Linked DNA regions of Mus musculus: all the other regions are linked to region 1. The links are chromatin loops, found by intact Hi-C in ENCODE. Cell type or tissue: left cerebral cortex. All regions are shown on one strand. Region 1 has its middle 170 kb from the start of Gm41418. Region 2 has its middle 83 kb from the start of Gm41418. Region 3 has its middle 25 kb from the start of Gm41418.

Region 1 (8,000 bases):
ACATTTTCAAAGAAAACAAAAACTTTCTGAGGCTTACTCCAGCGCTGGATACTTCTGAGGTTATCTGGTAACAATTCAGAATTGGTTCATCAACTGTTATTCTTATTGCAGGACATACAAACTTCTTAAGTACTGTTGATCAGTCCTAAGAATGCTGAAGACTCTCATAGCAAGCAGAACTGAAGCCTAGGGTCCCACAACGAGCCATGGTAACAACGACCCACAGATGAAGTGATGTAGGGCAATGAAGACTTCAAGTCCACATAGGTCAAGCCATGTTTATTTGCAAAGCACTCAGTCCAATAAGGGCATTGTGGTTTGCATGTAAAATGACTGCTGTAGGCTCCTATGTTTGAGTCCTTGGTACCTGCTGTGGTGCTCTTTCAGGTAATTTCCTTGGAATGAAGCCTAGCTGGAAGAAGTGCATCACTGATGGGCAGGCCTGTGCAAGTTACTCCTCTGTTGCTGTATGCTTTGCCATGTCCAAAGAAACTGCAGAAAGTAACAGTTTGGTTTGATTTATGGTTCCAGAGGGTTAGAATAAAAAAAAATGGCCTAGAGAGCAAGGCCTGCTGTCAGCTGATCACATTTCCATTCACACACAGGAAGCTGAGAGGGAAAATAAGAAGTGCGGAGGGGCTGCAAACCATTATAGACTGCTCTTCCAGGTGCTAAGAGTCCTTCACACCACAAACAGTGCCACCATTGTGTGACATAGATGGGAATCTATGTGGGTCACTTATCACCCAAAGCACCACATAGCCTAACCCCACTTCCTGTCAGTTTTCTACTTCCTGATGTGCCCACTGCCTCTTCTGTGATGGGCTGTATCCCCTACAACTGTGAGCCAGAATATCCTCTCCCTTCCTCAACTGCTTTTGGATCATTTTTGTCACAAGCAATGAGACAAGCAGCACAAGGAGAAAAGTATGCTAGTGTTCCTGCAATAAAATCAACCATCCACCTTCCTAAACATTTAACTCACTTTTTCTTGCTGTTCACAGTGAGGTTTTTGTTTTGTTTTTCTGGAAAGGGGAATGTCAAAGTGACCCATCTTTGGGAAGTGAGGGATATGTACCCCCAGCTTGCAACTCTATGCTGTTACTGTACAAAGATCCCTAGCAGGAAGCTGTCCTGTGGAAAATGTTCTGTTCATATTCATGAAGAAATCTAACCTAACCGAAAGCAAAGGTGTGTGTGTGTGTGTGTGTGTGTGTGTGTGTGTGTGTGTGTGTGTGTGATCGCGCGCGCGCGTGCTATGAATTTATTATTCAGATCAAATTCAGAGAGAAGTAAATTTAGTGAATCAGTGGATTTTCTATATAGAGCAAGTTATTGCATGATCTGAGTTCTTCTATCTGAGACCTTGGAAAGGTGGTACTTGTGACTCGCCCACCATGTACTGAAGAACTATTTTAGGTTGAGAGTGATTCTCTCTGGAGGGAAAAGATTAAAGGAGACAACTGTATGCCTCTCCCACTAGAGCCATCCACTTGAAGGTAGCACTAGCAGGTGGCATTAGAACAATACACTGAGGGAGGCGCTATGTATAAGGAAAGTCACTCACAGACCATAACTACGATCAAGAAAAGCAGTTCACAGACCGTCACTAGGATCGAAAAGAATCAGGGAAACTTTTCAGAGGTGAAAGCATCTGACCTGCTACCCAAAGTGTAAGTGGGAATTTTCTGATGTGGGATAAACTGTTTCCCACACTCAAATCTGTATGTTGGTGTTCTAACCCCCAGGAGGGTATTCCTCTCATTGCCTGTATTTTAATTGTCAATGGTTTTTATTACTTATGGTCAACCATGACCTTAAAATATTAAATAGAACATTCGACCCTAAGTAATGCATACATTTTAAATTGTGTTCTACTCTAAATAGTGCCATGAAGCCCTGCATCACCCCACTCCATTCTGTCTGGGATACGAATCATCCCATTGTCAGGTATGTCTGCAATATATATAGTACCCACCCATTGGTTATTAAGCTGTCTTCATTATTGGATCAACTGTTATTGGTCTCATGTTTGTCTACATGGATCTTTATTATGAATGCCTATCCTGTGTGATGGAGGATGCTTAAAACCACGTCTATTTCCTACCCACTACAGGTGAGTATCATCACCTAGAGCAGTTGTAGTCACCTAAAACTGTTCCAAACATTCCCAAAGGTCCTCGGGGAAGCTCAAACTGACCCTCAGTTGAAATCAACTAAGATGAACGGTAATCCCTGAAGTGAGAAAGCCCCAAAATAGAGTTGCAATACCACCAGGAAACGGGCTAGAAGTACAAGCTGTAAGACTGGGAAGATGGATCAGTAAAGTGCTTGTCATGCAATCACGAGGACCTAACTTTAAACCCAGAACCCACACTTGCATCCCAGCACTGTGAAGGCAGAGACAGGAGGTCCTGAAGCTTGCTGGCCAGGCAGCGTAACCCAATCAGGACGTTTCAGGTTCCTGTCTCAAATAATAATAATAATAATAAGATTGGTGGATTTTAAGAAACAATACCCAATCTTATCTTCCAGCTTCTCCATGCCATGCATGTGTGTGCATGTAAACACACACACAAAATGCAAACTGTGAGGTAACACAAAAGCCTCCACCGTCAGACTCTGTCTAGGTGATTGTGACAGACTCAAGATTAAAGTTTCTATTCGAAGACTCACAGGACTCATCAAGCCAGCACAGAGAGGATCTCTTGGTGCTGAGGAGTCCAATAGTTCTTCCTAAGAACATACACCACAGACCCATTGCCTCCTCTCAAAATGTCCTTTGCTCCTTAAGCACTGTGACTCCACCCCAAAGCATAATCATCTGACCCCAGAGACATCAGTTTTCTTCCCATTGTTGTCTTCCTCTGTTTGGGTTGCTATAACAAAACACCACAGACTGTGTGGTTTATAAACAACAGAAGTTTGTTTTTCACAGCTCTAGAAAGCTGCCAAGTCCAAGATTAAGTCGTTGACATATTTGCTATCTGTCTGATACCAACTTTCTTGTTCTTAAACGTGGGTTTCCAGGGTCCTCACATTGTAGAAGGTACAGACTCACCTCCTCAGCCCTGTTAGAATGCTATGACTGAGAGTTCCACCCACACGTGTTCCTTATACTCCACATATCTTAGCTTCCCAATATTACCACAGCGGAGGCTGCAAGCATTCATACATATATATAAGAATTCTAGCACTGGTGAGGAGATCTCTCAGAAGCAGGATAGAAGCTTGCTGACCAGAATGGGGGCAAGCAGGGAAAAGGAAAAGCTTCCTTCTTTAATCGCCAAGTATGGAGCTTCGTCACCAGAAGATGGAGCCCAGATTCAGAGTAGGTCTTGGACCTCAAATTATCCAGGTTTAGGGTGGAGCTTTCTACCTGAAATAACCCAGCCCACAAAAATCCCTCACTGGAGTGCCCCCAGCTGTCTATGTTTTAGTTATTTCTGGATGCAGTCAAGTTGACAGTCAAGATTAGCCACCACACTAAGTTCCCTAAGCACTAAAAATTTACATAAGGATAAAACAGAAATGCATGACAGAAAAAAATGGATTTAAGGAGTTATAGTAAGGCACACAAACAAGACCATTGGAAACAGTAATCCCTCATCAATAACAGATAGTTGAGTCCCATGAGCTTTGCAGGAAATCTTAAAAATTTCCAAGGACCAATGGCTTGAATCAAGGAGCATTAGGAAGGAACTTCCTAGTAGGAACAGCACAGGGAGGACAAGAGCAGATACACAGAGATACAAAGTGCCAGGCAGTCTGCAAGGCTATGTGACATAGCAGCAGAATCCAGGGCTCTGAGTGTGAAAATCTCCATACCCCTGCCCTAGTCAGTCAGTAGGACCACATATAACAAGACATGGCACAAGACATTACAACTCTGCAGCGGGACATAAATCCAGTCTAACAGGCCTGGGTGATTCTCCGTATGAGATGTAACAATGTGTTACAGGGAACTGTGGTCCAACAAGGTTGAAGCTGCATAATTCAACATGACAGCTGGGGATGTCTGGGAAGAGGCATCTGTCGCCACACAAAATGTGCTACTTTGCATGGCAGTCGTATGAGAAGACATGAATAAGAATACAACACCAACCAGAACTTGCCAGAAATCAGATGTGGAAAGAGATCACAGACACAGAGAACAAAATACTAGGACTCTATCACAGGGGCTCTTTATGACCCTAAGAGTAAAGCCTCCACTAATAACCATACGTGTTTACTATTAACAATCAATGTGTTGCACAACGTCTGTCCCAGCATCGGGAGTAACTGGGACCAGCAGGACCCAGGCACGCAGGAACTCCACCAGACCAGTGGCACAGGTTTCTTCTGGTCTGGGCTGGTGTCCTGAGCAGACCTTGGGAGCAAACTCCACAGCCATCCCCACAATACCCAGAAGAAGCACCACTCCCAGGTGCTCTGACACACCCAGGATCCCAGGATCCCAGGATCCCAGGAGCTTGCTCACACTAGGATCTCAGGGCCCCAGAGGCAGCTTGACTCCCAGGAGGTCTGACACACCCAGGATCTCAGGAAGGACAGGCTCCAGTCAGATATAGCAAGGGCAGGTAGCACTAAAGATAATCAGATGGCAGGAGGCAAGCATAAGAACGTAAGCAACAGAAACCAAGGTTACTTGGCATCATCAGAACCCAATTCTCCCACCATATCAAATCCTAGATACACCATCACACTGGAAAAGCAAGATTCGGATCTAAAGTCACTTTTCATCATGATGATAGAGGACTTGAAGAAGGACATAAATAACTCCTTAAAGAAATACAGGAGAACACAGGTAAGCAGCTAGAAGCCCTTAAAGAGGAAACACAAAAATCCCTTAAAGAATTACAGGAAAACAATCAATGTGTTATCTCATTTAATTCTATTTATTTGTTTATTTACTTACTTTTACTAACATTTTGCATGTGTGTATAGTTATGCTTTCTATTTCTCCTGTACTATTTCATAGTAAAAGCACAATAAAACTTTGTGCATAGTAGGTACAATAGAAGTCTATACATAGTAGGAAATCTGTCAACATTTATGGGCATGGGGCCAAGCAGCATTTGGCATCAAAAAGAGAAAGAATTTGAAGGTAAAATCAGTTCATGCCTTTGTTTCTAACACGGAATCATGAGGGAGCATAAAGTTAGCATCTTTTTCCTCCTTCTCGTAAAAGTTGAAGAGGATTCCTCTCTAGAAGCTATGATAAATGAGGTAAAAAAATTTTTTCAAGAATATTACAGTGTTGCACAAGCAGTTACCTTCACATATTTATAGCCAGATCTCATTAAGTTTTATTAAGGCTGGAATCTGACATGTTGGATGGAGGCTAGAGGACATTTACCAAATTAATGGTGTAAATGAAGTTGCAATGAGCATGCCGTTCCCTCTTGAAGAGGTTGCAGGCACTTGAGAAGCATCTGTCATTAGGAAAATTAATTGGTGCTACATGTATGATAGGCTATTAATTGAATATAAAGTCTCAAGGGACACAAAATAGAGTAGGTTACTATACTTCCCTGTGCTTCAGTTTTCTTATCTCTAAAATTTACATAGGGTAACCTAATTCACAGTCAAATAAGGGATCAAATAAGAAAATGCATATATTTACACAAAGGCAGGTCAGCTCTGAATATACCTTACTTGCCTGGCATGTATACAATCCTAAGCTCAGCCACCAACGTCTCAATCAGTGAAACAATTCACCCTTGCAGTGCTATATCCATATATAAATACAAGCAAATATAAGTGGATTGTTTCAAGGTTAAGATCACATATTTGGCAGTCAGAAATAGGTGGGAAATTTTGCTTTGCCAAGAGGGTGTGATTGTAAGTAAACTATATCCTTTCCCTGTCACCCATCAGTTATCCCACTGGTAATATAATAATGCCATTGGGCTGTTAAAGAGAAAAATATGCAATTCCTCAGTCAGTATCTAACATGAGATATGTGCTCAATAAAAGAAAATGTATGCATTATCAAAGAGCTAACATTAAAATGTTATTGTGCAGTGCCCTGTTATCTTCAGTTTGAAGCTGAATATTGACAAATTAATACCAGAAATAATTGCAATTAGCACTTGTCTCTATTACATTGTATGTGTTAGTATTCTAGGGGAGGTGAGAATTAGAAACAAAGTCGTGCCTGGGACTGCCATTGGCTCTTTTCTCTGCCTTCTCAATTATTCGTGTTCAGCAAGTTTCTGTGGTCTTAGACGTTGCACTACTGGCCTTTTGTTAAGTGCCTGTCTCTACCAGAAAGTAATAGCTGTCAGACAGGTTAAAACTGTGCTCTGTGCTCTGTGCATGGAGGCAGATGCCTTCTAATCCCAGCACTCAGTGGGATCTCTGAGTTCAAGACCAGACTGATCTATTGAGCGAATTTCAGGACAGCCAGGTCTGCACAGAAAAACTCTGTCTCCAAAAAACAAACAAACAAACAAACAAAAAAACCTAAAAATTCTATTGGGGAAATGACTGGGTGAAACAGCTGGTCATATCACATCTGCAATCAGGAAGTAGAGAATAATGGATTCAGAATGCCCCCCAGCTCCGTTTTTCTACTCATACAAACCAGGATTCCAGCTGGGGGAATGGTGCCGTTAATAGTAGGCACCTCTTCCTACTTTCCTGAGACCTATCTCACAGATGGCGTGTCCTAAAAATAAGTCACAGCTCTGGGAAGGTAGATGCAGGCAGAGCCTTGGGGCTCACTGGGTAACTAGTCTAGTCTAATTATTGAGTTTGAGGCCAGTGCAAGATGCAATCTCCAAAACAACAAACATGGTAGGTTAACCTGGACCAGTGTGTCAGTCTTCAGTGATAGATTCCCAAGGCAGTGTGCCAGGGGATAAGAAGAAAAAGGATAGAAAAGTTTAGGATCAGGAGGTCTTATACAAGCCCGTGACTCATACAAGCAAGTTTGTTAAGAAGTACAGTATCTTTAGTATGCAGGGAGAAAATGGGACCGAATAAATGGAAAGTTATCATACAATGGTACAAAGTCAAGAGGAAGCTTAATCAAGCCATGTGGCACAAATGGAAGCCAGGATGAGCTCAAGTGTTTCACAGACCACGCATACAGCAGCCTGGAGACCGGTAACTTGTCTTCTTTGGACGGCACAGGGCTGAGGAAGGGAGGGAATAGTAGGTTCCCAGGAACCTTAACTCCTTCAAGGCCATGTTCCTACCCCAGACTGGACCTTCCCAAGTCTGCCGCTGGACAAGGACCCAGAACTAGAGTCTCTTTGTTCCTTTATCAGGACCTCTGAGAAAGCCTTAGATCAGCCTGGCTCCCAACAGTGCATGCCACCTAAAGAAAGACTAGCAATAACCCCTGTCCCCCTCTACAAATACATATTTACACACACATGAACATACAATACATGCCTATACCTTTATATACATATCACAATATCAATAATAATCATAATGGTAATAATAGAACAATTAAAGCCATTTATGAACCCAGCCATGACAAGTAGCAAGCCTGTGTGAGTCTGCTTGGCTCATAATAAGGTCTGTTATAGTATCATCATCTTTGGGGTGATTTTATACAGTCTAGAATAATCTGCTTAACCCTCTGAGCCATAGAGGCCTTGGAGTCTTGTTGCCAAGGGATTTTGTAACCTCTATAAAGTAGGACTCATTCCCATTTCATGAGCAGCCTCTCTTCTACTATAATCCAGAAAACAGACTTTTCCACCTGTCAAATACCATTTATAAGAGTCAACCAGTATCATCCAAAGTAGGAGCTAAATATAATCACTTTCACATTCACCAGAGATACCATCAGACTGTGTCCTGTAATGAATTCCTATTTTATAATTAATTTTTTTCTGGATGAACCTCTTCTAAAGGAACTTGTAATTCAGATTCTTTTCTTTATTTAGGTTTTAATAAAACCAGATTTCAACAAAATTAGAATTATGCATGTTAGCTACATAATAAAATATTATTATGTTAAAAACACTTCCTCATGTGAT
Region 2 (8,000 bases), 90 kb after region 1:
TCCCATCTCATGCCCCCATCTCTGGAGAGGCTGGCCTCAGGCAGATGGGATTTCCATGGGGAAGGCTGTCCTGCCCCTTCATTTGCCCAGCTGTCTTCATCTCAGGGTCTCCATTTGCTTCCTCATCAAGGAAGTCGAAAGCAGTAATTATTTCAATCTGCACAAACTTAAAAACCCAAAGGACACTCTGCGGTGGGGTTGTCGGCCCTCGGCAACACCAGCAGGACATTTTTAGCTGGGTGGCATCCTCCAGTGGAGTTGTCTCCTAAACTGCTAAGCAGACATACATCCATCTATAAAGACGGTTAAAGCTCCATGATGCTCTTTGTAAGAAAGTCCAAAACAGGACAAGAGACAGATACCAACCTATTATACCCAATGATCACACGCTGGTGCATCTTGTTCTATCCTGTGCCCTCAGAAATGACATACTTGCCTGTAACATAAGTAAGTCATGCTCACCTTCATGACTAAACCATGATTCTCAGACATTGATGTCCCCACCCGAAGCTACGTTGTTGGATTGTGCTGAGTAGATTTGCCCTTAGTCTGGGCTGGGAATGGCATCCATACCACTAGACGAGCTGTTCATGGAACAAATGCAAACATACGACTAGGGTCTTGAAGCAATATTGTTTGAAGGTCTTTATAGGCTTTCATTCAAAGCAGCCCCTGGCAGCTCTAAGGGTCACAGGTGTCCATATGTTATCAATGCGTAAAGGAAGATCTATTTCTGATCACAGAAGACATACAGTCATCACGGCAGGGCAAGCGTGGTGCAGGAGCATGAGGTGGCCGACTACAACTGTAGTCAGGGTACAGAGTACGTACAGGAAGCCAAGGTGGTCTGCGAACCCTGGAGGCCCCTACCCAGGGAGCCACTCCTTCAAGCAAGGTGCCACCTCCTAAAGGGTTCACAGAGGTCCAGCCGCTGAGGACCAAGAGTTCAAACAAACATCACAATGACCAGTGTTTCCAAACTTTTAGATGTTCAAATGCGGAAGATTTTACTCTCAAGATTTTATTTTGTTTTGAGGACTCTCAAGATTTGAAAACTGGCTGGGCTGTGGTGGTGCAGGCCTTTAATTCAAGCACTTGGGAGGCAAAGGCAGGTAGATGATCTCTGTGAGTTCAAGGTCAACCGGTTTAGAGAGTGATTTTCAGGACAGCTAGGGATACACAAAGAAACCCTGTCTTGTAAAGAACAAAAAATAAACAGAAAAAACAAAACAAAACAAAACAAAAAAACAAGAAACAAAACAAAAAACAAAGAAAACAAAAAACAAAAAAAAAAACAACAAAAAAAGACAGCAAAGATTTCAAAACTTTTATTCAAATATAATTTGCACCATGAAGGTATTTTAAGTGGATTACTGAATCATTCTAGTAGATTCATTGCTTCATATGACCATCAATATCCTTTCATCACCCATCAAGAAGTTCTGCCTGGCTCAGGGCCTTAGCCTTAAGGAATCTCTGATCTGTTCACTTAGCATGGCCTCTTCCCAGTACTGCAGAGAAATGGGCACATGTAGTTAGTATGTGGCCAATGGCAGGCAGCTTTGATCACATGGCATGATGATGTCAGGGCTCAGCTTCACTCCTCACCTTGTGTTCTTGGGCTCATAGTTGTCACATACCCAAGTGCCACTTCCTGCATTCAGCACTTACTATTATCTTAATATTACTCACTTAATAAAAGACAAAACAAAAAACAAAAAAACGGCTTTAATGAGTTGGCAGGACACTGAAATCAGCATTAGTGTCACCCAGAAAAGGAAAAAAAAAAAAAAAGTTCTCTTTCTAGCAGTACAAGATAGCTGCAAAATAAAAATAGAAATAAAAATTACTAGTGTGAACTGTAGCTCTAAACAAATGTAAATAAATAAATAGTTGTTGTTTCATCATATTGAGTTCTGGTGTGTGTGTGTGTGCGTGTGTGTGTGTGGGGGGGGGGGAGATACTGAGCCTGAAAGTCTGGACTTAACTAAGGCTTGCTTTGCTGGTGTAGAGATTTATGGAGAGGGGTGTTAACGACCCATTAGCACCTTACTCAGCCCACCCCCCACCCCCACCCCCACCCCCACCTCCACCCCTCACCCCTGCTCCAGAAGTGTGGGAAAACCCACTGAGACACAGTTAGGAATTGAAAGTCTTTCTCCTGCTGTGCCCTTTGTTTTCCATGCTCATTCCTGTTCTGCTTGAACCAAGTAAGCAGATGTCATCATCGGAGGCCACTTCCCTTAGAGTTCCTGGAGTTATTCTTTGATCCTCTTAGGTATTCAAGTGAGTGGCCTGAGTCAGAACTGTGTGTCCAGAAAACATCAGCTCTTGACTTCAAACCACAAAGAACAGGTGTTTCACAATTATGTGCCAGACACTTAATTGGCACACAGCCAAGTTACAGAAACCTCTTCACAACTTTTCACACTTGCTGATGGGTCTTCACAATGCAAGAAATGCTACCATTCACTTCAGATTTCCATTCATAGATCCACCGCAGGAGAAATTGACTGGTTTTCAAGTTTTTTCTGCTTTGCGTTTCAAATGTATACAGTCCTATTGCCCCTCTATTAAAAACCCTGTAGAAACAATTGTTGGGTGTGGCACTGAACTACAGCCTAGTCTAAGAGAAAAGAGTATGGGAGAACAAGAAATGGTAGTGGAGAAAAGGAAAAAAAGAGAATATATTTCTTTTTATATGTACAATCTAGACTAAACAATACATATGAAGATAGATGTCGACAGACAGATGAACTCAGTAAGGGTACTGATGGAGGATGGAGGTGATAAGCAGGAAGGGAAACAATGGGGGCAGTATGTGGAGCATATGAACAAAGCACATCATTCGTGTGTGTGTGTGTGTGTGTGTGTGTATTACACATTATGTATTATACACAAATGTACATATTACATATAAACATACATGCATACATACATACATATGAAAATGACATAATGAAACTCATTACTTTGCACACTACCTTAAAATATTTTTGTTTGTTTGTTTTGTTTTTCGAGACAGGGTTTTTCTGTATAGCTCTGGCTGTCCTGGAACTCACTTTGTAGACCAGGCTGGCCTCGAACTCAGAAATCTGCCTGCCTCTGCCTCCCAAGTGCTGGGATTAAAGGCGTGCACCACCATGCCTGGTCTTAAAATTAATTTTAAGATGCACTCAAAATATAGTTCAAGCAGTTCCAACAGCTCCGGGCTCGGTGTTCCTTGCGCCGCTGATGCTGTTTCCTGTGTCAGAAACAGACTTCTCAAGTTCTTCTGTGTAGAGTCCACAGTTCTCTGAGGTTTTGCCTCTTTCAGACCTACCTGGTTGCCCTATCCTGCCCTCTCTGCTTCCCAACACTCACCTATCAGCTTCCAAACACTTAACACTGGACCTGCCTGAGCATCCTTGGTATGAGAAGGGCAGAGGAAATCTTGGAAATACAAGAAATGGACCAGATGCCCCCACCCCCACTCTGGAATCCTGCTGAAGCATCTCCCAGCAGGGCAGCAAGAATGCCACCACAGTTAACAACTGCATGAGGTTCTTCTCAGACAAGAGCCCACAATTTTCAGAAATTCAGTTATAGGAAAGGGAAGTGAGCCTAGCCCTTTATACAACCCCAACAGCTTATTGTTTTATTTTATCAGATCAAAGTTCCATCCAAGGAGTCTCTGGGGCCACCTCATACAGTTCTGCTATCAAAAGAAAAAGGCAGGTGGGGGGCAGGTTTCTTAGCAACCTTTTGAGATGTAACTTGGGAGTCACCAAAAAAGGAAAGTATGGCTAAATGCTAAAATAAAGAATTGCTTGCTTTCTCTTTGAGAAGGCTACCTCTAACTTACCCTATTCTCCCTTAGGACATATACACCCCCACCTCTGCATTGCCTCACCCTCTTCAGAGCATCTCTTGTTCCTTTTTATTATCTAATTTTAATTTCTCCTCTCTCAGCCTCTGTTGATATTTGCTGGGGGGCTAAAAAGACGCCAGCTCAGCTTCCTTAAGCTAAATGTCTTAGATGGCATCCCCAAGTATGTTTCTGTAGTTCTGTCCCTTACAGAAAGGCTCCTAACCTTGAAAACCTCCCAGCAAGGTGATGTTGCAAGTGTGCTCAGCACTCACACACCTAAATTCGGCAGCTCCGACAAAGTCCCCGTCACCTCTTGTTTCTCTCTTCTCTCTAATTCATGGTTATCAAAGCAGAAATAGCAAGCGTTGCTTCCTGGGCTTTGTTCTTCCAGGCAGCAGCCTTCTCGGGGAAGTCGGAGGAAGGAAATCAAGAGCATGTCATCTGGGAAGAGAGTCCACTCAGCAAACGCAGGGAGCGCTCTAAGCCTGGATGCTCTGTCCTGTGTGCTTCCCACGCTCCAGCCAACCCAGGTACACAGGCCTGCAGTCACTGCGGCTGTTGTTGTTCTGTTCTTGTGTCAGACATAATTTCCTTCAGGATACAATCAAGCTATAAAATTCACTCAGAACAGTCACACGTGCTCTGTCCAGCTACAGTCCCGTACTTTGCTCTCCTTTCCTGTCCACATGTAAAAATAATCCTCTCCAATTGTGTTCCCATTCTCACCAGCTGTCTTCCCCACCACCTCATGAAGGTGTCTTTGTCAAGGTCAGCCATAACATCCTGTGGGCTAAAGCAGATGATCTCTGTTTAACCTGCCATGGGTCAGCTGGAGCACTGGCTCTACTCTGTCTCTCCCTCTTGAAATACCACCCTCATGTACCCTCCTGCAGCTTCTCAGCTGCTTCTTGTCTTCCTGTCTCTGTGCCCTAGATGGTCTCTAACTCATTCTCTTCTCTAGATCCAGTTTCTCCAGTGATTTCCAGCCTCTGGGCCTTTAATTCCATCACTATGGCCATAATTCCTACTCTTCTCTCTAGCATCCTCTTTTCCTATTTAATTGCCTCTCAGCATCTTCCCTCTGACTGCAAAGGTACAGAGTTAAACACTTAACTGCACTCAGCTCAGGACCTGCATTGGCCAACTGTCCTGCTATCTTAGTCACTAGCAACTTCGCCAAGCTGATTAGACAAAAACTACTGGCCTCATTTTTGGCCTGCCTTTTTCTCTCACATCATGAGCCATCAACAAATCCTTCCCCATTTCCCTCAAAATGGAGTCCAGGCTGTCCTTCTTCCTGAGCCTCAGCTTTACCATGAAGTGAGCAACATATATGTAGTTTGAAGGAACGCCATCAAATGGTTAAGCATGACAGTAAACTCAGGCAAGGTGCATGGAACACTGTAAACAGAAAGTGTTGTTTTACTCTTCAGGAGGAGAGAGAACGAACCTACCTTGGAGGTGGCGCTCCAGTTAAATCACTTGCTAGCCCTTTGAGAGCCTAAAAGATCTTTCACCTGATTGGATTTGTTGGTTCATTTATTTAATAAGCTTAAGAAATAATCTGATGTGCCTCCTGACTGTAGGCACTGAGATTACCATTTTTAACAGTTGGGACCATGTTTCTGGGGACAGCTAGATCTCACTAGCAGAACAGTCTCTGGCTATTACATGAGCAAAGTAGGCCAGATCCCGGCTGCCACCCACACTCAGCCAAGCACCACCCAGCGTCTGGAACAGGGTTATGATGAGTGATTGAGGGGACAGAAATACCTTCTGGAAAAAGGAGGTTGGCATTTGTGGGGCAGGACATCAAGGCTTTGTTGAGGAGAGCACCAGCTGTCTTATCCTGCCTCTGGGCCTTCTGCTGCCAGTAGCTATGGGCCTGCTTGCAAGAGTCACTATTCAGTGGCCAATTACATGGCTCTATGGTGGAGGTGGGGCTTCAGTGTAGAAGGAAACACCTAGGGGTCCTGAGGACGAGCATTGAATAGGAAATATGAACTTGAACAGTGAGTCCAGACTCAGCCTCAGGCTTTGTATGACAGTCCCTCATGAGATATCAAGTAACTTAGACTCCAAGTTCCATCTTTGGTGTCTGAACAATTTCTTTCTCCTAAGAAATTGTTTCCCTTCATTCAAACAAGTTGTAACTTCACAGAACATGGGTTCTATGTGAAAGCACGTGGGTATTCGGGACAGTGTGTATGGTGCCTTTGGCTTCTTGACTCCCTTCATATAGAATAGGGTCACGTGGTATCCTCTGACATCAGAAGTTGCTGTGAAGATGTAGAAAGGGATTCTGTGAGCAGACTGTAAGGTTGTTCCCTCATTCCTATTGTGCCTCATGCTCAAAGCTGAGAACACATCAAGCAGTCTCAGCCAATCTCTGCCACGGTCATTTCTGTGAAGTCTGCCCATGGTAGCATCAAGTCCTATGGTAAGCGGTGGGTGTCTCCTTTGATCTTTGTGTTATTGCTGCTCAATAAACAGGTGAGAAGTAAAGCAGCTTGAAAGTTTCCTCTTGCTCCTCCTTTAAGGATTCAGTTCCAGATTCCATGAGGAATCACCCAACATGCTGCCATCAAGAGCTCCAGCCTTGAAAGAGGCTGATTCATAACACAGGGTTAACTGGCCGTGGGCACCATAATTTGTATCTGCCCTTGCTGGACTGATGGCCTTCAGACATTTCTCTCCTTCTCTCTATTCCCTCATTTGTATGGAGCTCATCTCAGACCTAGCTGTCTGCATGTTTCTTCTAACCTAAAGGGATTGAGAAGTTGGCTTCATCCTTTGAGCCATTGGGGTTCTCTCAGCTGGGGCTGTGAGCAGAGGAGGGGAAAGAAACAATCTCATCATCTCTCCGGACATCATACACATCTCATTACACCATAGCAATCTCCAGATCAAGGTTTCTGGAGAACCCAGACTGTGCACACACAGTGCAATAGATTCAAGTTTCCACTCTTTGTTTGTACTGCCTTGAGTAGGGTTCAGTTGCTAGCTATGAAATGAACGCTGCCTAAATTCTAGTTGGGAAAGCATAACAGAAGGCACTACAGTAAGGGAAATATGGGTGAGTGGTTTTATCTGAGAGCAGAAACAGGCTTTGGGAACAGTGCCCTTTGAAGCCAATAAAATTTCAGGCATGCAAGCTCACCCTGGCCTTCCTTCATGCAGCCTTGACTCTATTATTCACTTTATGCCCTCATTTCTGGTTTGGCATCCACACAGTTCTGAAGAAGAAAGACTTGCAGAGTTGACATCTTTGGGCTGGGAAGATGACTGTGCAAGCTGTGCCTTTAAGCCCAGTAATTTAAAGGCAGAGACAGGCATATCCCAGTATTTCACTGGCCAACCAGCCTAACCAAAACTTTGAGCTTCCAGTTTAGTGAAAGACCCTGTCTCAGGACAATCAGCCAAGGGTTTGTAATTTAAATGTGTCCATTTTAAATATGATGTCGGCATGAGCCTCTGCATGTTTGCATGAGCGGGTATTACAGGCTGATGTGTATGCACCACACACATACACACACACACACACACACACACACACACACACACACACACACGGTCATACTCAGACACAGACTCAGACACACACACAGGCACTCACATACAGATACACACACACTTGCATACATACACTCATACACAGACTCAGACACGCACACACATGCATACACACAAGCACACAGGCAATAATAGCAATTAGGACAGCTGTATCATTGAGGAATAAAGTTTCTGAGTATTGACTACTCTGTCTATTTAAAAGTATCCAAATCGCATTTAAATTGGTGACCTTTCTACACAGTTTCCCACATACCTTGGATGACACCCTGAGGAGAAATTCTTGTAATAACTTTCAACCAACAAGTATTTATCTAATAAGCTCTTACTTTACTGCTTCAGGAGGCGTTGAGCCTATAAGATTTGATCTCTGCCCTGGAGATGTTGGCAAGGAAGCCAGGAAGAAGGGAGGAGTCGTAAGAGACAATTAGAGAGTAATAGAAGACAAGAGGTAATTAAATGCTAAGTACTGGAAGTAACTGGGTAAAGTTGCAAAGAGACCATTCCATCTCTGTGCAAGGCAGAACTTTCTGGTGGATGGACGGTCCCTTCGGGGTTGGCACAAAGCCAGCTCTTATCA
Region 3 (8,000 bases), 150 kb after region 1:
ATATTGTGTTCCATGAATTCAACTAAACAGAACTTAGGTGATAGCTAAGTTGGTGAGGAGCTATCTTTACATCCATGAAGATCTGTGTTTGATATCCCCCCAACCCCCCCCAACCAAAACGTAAAATAAACAGAGTAGCACATGCCTGTAATCACAGTGCTAGGGAAGTAGAGACTGGCAGATCCTTGGTGCTTGCTATGAACTAGCCAGCCTACCTAATCAGTGCACCCCATATCCCAGGAAGGAACTACCTTAGGAACAAATTAGATGGTTTGTGAGGTTGACCTTTGGCCTTTATATGTGTTAGCATAACATGCACACATACATACACATACTATATGTATACATGTGTGTTTCTCAAGTGTATTTATTCACTTATATGTCTATTAAAAGTAAGATTGTCCACATGGATTGCAAGCTGGTACAACCACTCTGGAAATCAGATTGGCTATTACTCAGAAAATTGGACATATTACTACCAGAAGATCCAGCAATACCTCTCCTGGGCATATACCCAGAAGATGCTCCAACTGGTAATAAGGACACATGCTCCACTATGTTAATAGCAACCTTATTTATAATAGCCAGAAGCTGGAAAGAACCCAAATGTCCCTCAACAGAGAAATGGATACAGAAAATGTGGTACATTTACACAATGGAGTACTACTCAGCTATTAAAAACAATGAATTTATGAAATTCTTAGGCAAATGGATGGATCTAGAGAATATCATCCTGATCGAGGTAACCCAATCACAAAAGAACACATATGATATGCACTCACTGATAAGTGGATATTAGCTCAGAAATTCAGAATACCCAAGATACAATTTGTAAAACACATGAAACTCAAGAAGAAGGAAGACCAAAGTGTGGATACTTCGATCCTTCTTAGAAAGGGGAACAAAATACCTATGGAAGGAGTTACAGAGACAAAGTTCAGAGCTGAGACTGAAGGAAGGATCATCCAGAGACTGCCCTACCTGGGTATCCATCCCATAAACAACCACCAAACCCAGACACCATTGCAGATGCCAACAAGATTCTGCTGACAGGACCCTGATATAGCTGTCTCCTGTGAGGCTCTGCCAGTGCCTGGCAAATACAGAAGTAGATGCTCACAGTCATCTATTGGACGAAGCACAGGATCCCCAATGAAGGAACTAGAGAAAGTACCTAAGGAGCTGAAGGGGTCTGCAGCCCTATAGGAGGAACAACAAGATTTTGCTGACAGGACCATCAATGGGAGGAGAGGCCCTTGGTCTTGGGAAGATTCTATGCCCCAGTATAGGGGAATGCCAAGGCCAGGAAGGATGAGTGGGTGGGTTGGAGAGCAGGGGGAAGGGGGAGGGAGTAGGGGATTTTTAGAGAGGAAACTACGAAAGAGGATAACATTTGCAATGTAAATAAAGAAAATATCTAGAGAAAAAAAATAGATTATCCACTTGGGGTTGTGATGTGGCTCCGATGGTAATGTTCTTACCTAGCAGTCACAAAGACCCAAGTTTGATTCCTAACACTGCATAAATCCTATGTGATAGCACATGCCTGAAATCCCAGCACGTGAGCAGTAGAAAAAGAAGAGTCTGGAGTTCAAGGTCATCCTCAGCTACATTTAGATCTTTCATCACCCAGCCTCATAACCTTAAGGCACAGAAAAGTTGATCGTCGTTCTGTGATAGCTCAGACGATGTATGGCTGGAAACTCATCTCAACTGGATCTTGACCTAGAATCACATTTTAAGTATCATGCCCCATCCATTTATTCTGAGGAGTCATGTTTTTATCTTAAAAAAAAATTAAATGCTGGGGCTCAGTGAAGTTCCATAATGTGCTGGTGTCACCTGTTAGTTTGCTATGGAGGTCTGACTCGCTTTTAAAGGCTTCTTCTCTTCGCCATGTTAGAATGCACCTGCACTTGCTGAATCAACCAGCCTACAGAAGCACCAACCAGGGACCACTTTCAGAACATGAGCTCAGGAAGGAAGAGAGGACTTATGAGGGGTTATCAAGATGGGCTGAGATTTACCCTAGCCACTGTTTCCTCCAATTGCCCTACAGTTTTATTCCCATACAGGAAATCAATTTTTGCCTATCCAAGTAGTAGGTGTTGAGGGATTCAGACAAAATGAAAAAGACAAATTTTTAGCTCCCAAGATGCTTACAAAGCACACAGCTATGCAACAACAGACAGCAAAACAAAAAGAAGGAAGAGAAATGAGGAAAGGTTGAGGGGATTTGGAGCTACTGCAAGATAAATGTGAGGAGGGTTTATTAAGCATGGTTTCCCCAAAGAGAAGGGTTGGGGGCAACTGGAATTTAGAGAGGCTAAATGGTGTAGCCTTTCTTAAATTAGACTGGGGAAATGTAAGTAACCTGTAAGTCAACTAAAAAGGTGGATCTCCAAATTTAAGATACGAGTAAAATATCCAATAAAAGCAAAACATGTGCTAATGAATGGAACTTATAGTTCTCTAAAGATGAAAAGCAAATGGACAATAATATTTTTAAAGTGTTGAATTCCCTTAGTCAACAGGGAAGTGTAAATAATTAAAGCTACTGTGGCACAGCAGTCAGATGGCTACATCTAGTAAACAAATGCTAATTCTAGCCAGGAAAGCACATAGGTGATCTTCACTCTTCTCTCCTCCAAATCAAATCCCTTAGCCTCATCCCCAGCAGAACATCTGCTTCACCTCTGGCCCCACTCTCAGGGGACTATGCAGTCCCTGCTGGCACAGCCTGCTTTCCTCCCTCCTATAGACTGCCTCATCTCTACCTGCAGTTCTAGCCCATCTCCACTTCTAAGTGTCAGCTTCCAATACCTAGAAATACATTCTACCCAGGACCTACAGAGACACACCTGGCAAGATCTCTGAAATATTCACTATCAAACAGCCCATAGCCACCGCGTTCTCCCAAGAACAAGACTGGGCAACAAAAACCAAGGAGCACCGACTCAACAAAGGCAAGATCAGACATCAGCATCTAGAATTATAGCCATCCCAGACCCAGATGCCTAGATACCAGCATAAAAACACAATAAATTATAGGGGGGGTGTGTTGTTTCCCTAATTGGTTCTTGATTGTGTCAGTAACGATGGTGGAAGCCAATTGCCTGGCAAGGGGAAAAGGGTGGGATTTCCAGGTCCCTGGAGAAAGAGGAGGAGGTGCAGATAGAGAGGGGCTTTGATGGAGAAGCATGAATGTCATGTAAGAACTGGAGGCAACAAGAACCAGTGGAGGCCTCTGCCACTGGAAGACTTCTGTATAGGATAGCTGATGAGTTTAGGGCAATAAATCCTATGCCCAACAATTGTGTCATCTGGCTAGTTTCAAAGCATTAAAACTGACGGGTGTTTTCCATCCATAGTGATAAAGTAGGCAGAAGGAAAAGGGGGCAGCCAGGGCGGTTTTTGGAGCTAGCTGAGAGGGGTTGAGAGTGATGACTATTCCCAGTCAGGGAACCAGCTGGCCATTGGCGGAGCTATGCAGGGAGTGAGACCAGCGGTAGTGTATTCTCAGAGCTGAGTGTGACCCCCGAAGGTGATAGCATAGATAGTTTAAAATTACACACAGCCTTAAATAACAGCCAAGACCATGTGTTTCTACTAGAGCCCAGCAATCTCACTATAGTAGACCCCGAGTATTTCAATATAGATAAAGCACGAGACAAGAGTTTCAAAATAGTCTTCATGAGTATGATAGAGGTCCTTAAAGAGAATATGAATAAATCTATTTATGAAATCTATGAAAACACACAGTAGAATGAGATGAATGAAACAATTGAAAACATGAAAGTGAAAACAGAATCAATAAAGAAAACTCAAATTGAGAGAAAACTGGAATAAAAAAATGTACGAACTCATACAGAAACTGCAGAGAAGCCTCACCAAGAGAATCAAGAGAGAAGACATAGAGAAGGACTCTTAGGTGATGAAGACAAGATAGAGGAAATGGATATCTCTATCTATCAGTCCAAAAAGAAAAAAAAAAACAATTACAAAATGTCCAGGAAATCTTGGACACCATGAAAAGACCAAATCTAAGAATAAAAGAAATAGAAGAAGAAATTCAGGTCAAAGACACAGAAAGTATTTTCAACAAAATCATAGAGGAAAATTTTCCCAACCTAAAGAAGGAAATGCCTATCAAGGTAAAAGAAGCTTACAGAACAGCAAATAGATTGAATCAGAAACAATTCCCCTTGGCACATAATAATAAAAATATGAAATGTACAGAACAAAAAAGTTAATAATAAAAGCTGCAGGGGGAAAAGACAAATAAACTTATAAATGCAGACTTACTAGGCTAACACTTGACTTTTCAGAGACGACTCTAAAAGCAAGACGTTTCTAGACATATGTTCTACAAACGCTAGAGACCACAGATGCCAGCCCAGGCTACCATACCCAGTAAAACTTTCTTTGCTGTGAATGAAGAATGAAAGGCATTATTTGACAAAAATAAATTCAAGCCATATTCATCTTCAAATCCATCCCTACAAAAGGCACTAGAAAGAAAACTTCTATTAGAAGAAGTAAACCCCACCCAAGAAAACAAAAGGAATCAATAATATCAGACAAGAAAATTTAGGGGTGGAGCACCACAGTAACAAAATAACAGAATCAACAAGCACTGCTCACTGATAACTCTCAACATCAGTTGTTTCAATTCCCCAATAAAAAGACAGACTAACAGAATTATTATTGTCTTATGTTTAGAGACATGGTCTCTCACTGATCCCAGAACCTGTGGAGTAGGTCAAACTAGACAGCAAGCTAATCCTAAGGAGAGTTCTGTATTCTAGACAGAGCACATCCTCCTAAGACTCATGAATAGTCATAAGCCTTGAAAGGGTTGTCACAGAGAGCTTTCTAATTAGAGAAGCAACACCACTGGAAAGCATGCAGTTTTATGCTAAAAGATTCATTATAGATATTTTGCCAAACACAAAAATGTATCTCATGACTTCCTTCCATTTTCACACATACACATTTATACAGACACACTGAAATCTGGCCCTGGGTGAGAGTTATTTTCAGAGTCAACAGTTTCCATGTCCCACACTGAAAATCGCCTATTAAATTCTAGATGCTGTGATATAAAAAGTACTTTGTCTTATGTGTACTCACTTTGCATTGTGGTTGCTTGGTTTTAGAGATTAAAAAAATACATGATATATATTTTGACATAATATTTTTATTTCTCCTTTGAAAAGGAGAAAATACATTTATGCAATGTATGTTGATAATATATAGCCACCACTACCTGCTTCCAACTTCCCATTATGGACCCCATGCCTTCCTCCCAACTTTATGTTCCCTTTCTCTCTCTCTCTCTCTCTCTCTCTCTCTATATATATATATATATATATATATATATATATATATATTATCAGAAACTTGAGTCCAAGCAATGTTGTCTATTTTGCATGGATGTGGGTCACCCACTGGACCATGGGCATCCTACAAGCAACCATGTGTCCAAAAGAAAGTGACTCCCCACTCCCTCACCCTTCTACAGGAGACTTAGATGGTATGGCCCTGTATGATGAAGGCTTCCCTCCACACCCATTCTTGATGAGAAAGGCAATCTTTATCTAAACTGTTTATCCATGGTGAAAATGATGCATACAACTTCCTCTGGGTGGACCAAACCTTTTGCAGAGAGGAATGACCTTGACAGGAAGCTTGTTGGCTAAACACTAGCAGCTGACCCATCTAAGTACCTCATTAGCATGGAGAAGCACATGCTCTGTGCTACGTGACTAGCAGTCACAATCCTCATGTGGGGTGTCATAGTCATGTACAGGAACTGAGTCGGGAGTGGATGAAATGACTACGATTCTCAAATATGCAAATTTACTGGGGTTTCTGAATTCACTCAACCTTCCAGTTCTTCTCTGGTGACATGGTTTCATTTGCCCCACAATGGCACTTCTGCTATGGATAGAGTCTTGGGCTTTTAGGGTTCTTCCCTGATCCACGCTGGAATTCTGATTAGCTTGATCTTACACAGGCCTTGTGAAGGTAACTACAGCTGTTGCAAGTCTGTGTGTTCAACTGATTTGTCATGTCCAGTAGAGAGCATTTTTCAGCTCTTCTCCCCACCCTCCAGCTATTACATTCATTCTGCCCTCTCTTCTATGGTGTTCTCTGGTCCTTGGATAAGGGAGGTTGATAGAGATGATGTATACACAGCTGAGCAAGCAAAGTTATCTGTACTTGGCACTCCAAACAGTTTGAGTCTCTTCATTAACTGCTAGCCATGAGAAACTTCTCTCACAACAGTTAAGAGGAGCATGAATTTGTGCTATAAATGAAAATATTAAGAAGGCACTTTGATGGGCTGGAGAGATGGCTCAGCGGTTAAGAGCACTGACTGCTCTTCCAGAGGTCCTGAGTTCAAATCCCAGCAACCACATGGTGGCTCACAACCATCTGCAATGTCATCAGAAGCCTTCTTCTAGTGTGTCTGAAGACAAGACAACTACAGTGTACTCATATACAATATAAAATAAACAAGTAAATCTTTAAAAAAAGAAGAAGACACTTTGAAACCCAGTCATTTAGCTAAACAACAGTAAGCCCTTCCCCCAAGAAATAGCACAGCTTATGAGTATTCCCTCATGCCACTTTATATTTTTATAAATTATACCATTTAGTATAAAAGCTGACTTATAATAATGAATATTATTTCCATTGCCTTATGGCCAGACATTACATAAGCTCAACTTTTTGCTACTGCAATTAATCCTGCGATAGATATTCATCTATATAAAACCACACACACCCCCATCTGTGACCCTGTGAGTAGGCTCATACTTTAAATCTCTTGATATGCACTTGCTTTACCCCCTAAAAAATATACACGAGATGAGGGATTTGGCTCTGTGGGGAAAGAGCTTACTGCTTAAGTATGAGGCTCTGAGTTCAGATTCTCCTGAATCTACATAGAAACAAGGCATAGAATCCTGTTTGTCATATCTATAATTCCAGCGAAGAGGAGATAGAGACAGGTATGCCAAGGGGTTCACTGGCCAGCCAAGCTAGCCAACATGGTAAGCTCCAGTTTCAGTGGAAGATCCTATTCCACAAAATAAGATGAAGAGCAATAGACACAGACACCAAATGTTGATTTCTGGACTCTAAGTATACATGCATAGGCAAGTGTGCCTGTGCGCACACACGCACACATGCATGCACACACACAAACACATTGTACATACACATATAAATATACAAGTTCACCCATATCACCCCCTCATGACAAGTTCACTTCATCCCAACTTTACTAAGAATTGAGTAGGAGCAGAAAGTCAAAGGTAAGTATAGCCCAGTGCATGGCATATTCCCCATGTGCACCCATCTAATGTACTACTACAGTGGCTGTACTCAATGTCCTTCTCAGCCTGAGTTACATTCACTAGGCTTGATTACATCTCTAGAATGACTCTCTGTGCATGCTTCTTTCTGATGGGTGTGTTGCTTTATATGGTGCCCTTACCTATCAACAGCATCAACCAAGTCCTTGCCCAGCCTTGATATGTGAGCTCATTCTTTGTTATCACTATCTGGTCCACTATGTGTTGACTCCTTAGTTTGAGGCCTGTCTGTCTATCTTAGTTATGGTTTCTATAACTGCATAAAACACCCTGACCAAAAGCTACTTAGGGAAGAACGTTCACACACCATCACTGAAAAAAAGGTGGACAAGAACTCAAGGCAGAAACCTGGAGGCAGGAACTGAAACAGAGACTGTGGAGAAACACTGTTAATGGCTTGCTCTTCGTGGCTAGCTCATCCTGCTTTCTTATACCACCCAGGATGCCAAGCTCAGTGTCAGCACTACCCACAGTAGGCTGAGCTCTCCCACACCAATCTTTATTCAAGAAAATGCTTCACAGACTTGCCTACAGGTAATCTGATGGCAATAGTTGAGACATCTTTTCCCAGATGACTCTAACTTGTATCAAGTTGATTTTTTTTCAAAAACCTAG

What was found. Hi-C counts contacts between places; a loop is a spot of excess contacts. Peaks named below come from ENCODE experiments on the same cell type or tissue, not always from the same donor. Only the 100,000 strongest peaks of a DNase experiment are listed, where the experiment ranks them.
Region 2: a loop joins it to region 1, with 5 times the contacts of the local background. A loop is called at or near these places in 2 of 42 quality-filtered maps.
Region 3: it touches region 1 in a loop (3-fold over the local background); 2 of 42 quality-filtered maps call a loop at or near these places.

What each region holds. Positions count from the first base shown.
Region 1 is chr16:9,448,245-9,456,244 of GRCm38, reverse strand. No RefSeq gene overlaps it. Among named protein-coding and RNA genes, the nearest start is that of Gm41418, 170 kb to the right of the region's middle. In left cerebral cortex, no CTCF peak of the experiment used is centred here; DNase peaks (open chromatin) are centred at 1,374, 3,296 and 4,008; H3K27ac peaks cover 760 bases.
Region 2 is chr16:9,358,616-9,366,615 of GRCm38, reverse strand. No RefSeq gene overlaps it. Among named protein-coding and RNA genes, the nearest start is that of Gm41418, 83 kb to the right of the region's middle. In left cerebral cortex, a CTCF peak has its summit at 4,318; DNase peaks (open chromatin) are centred at 3,583, 4,326, 5,003 and 5,588; H3K27ac peaks cover 2,119 bases.
Region 3 is chr16:9,301,167-9,309,166 of GRCm38, reverse strand. No RefSeq gene overlaps it. Among named protein-coding and RNA genes, the nearest start is that of Gm41418, 25 kb to the right of the region's middle. In left cerebral cortex, no CTCF peak of the experiment used is centred here; a DNase peak (open chromatin) is centred at 4,952.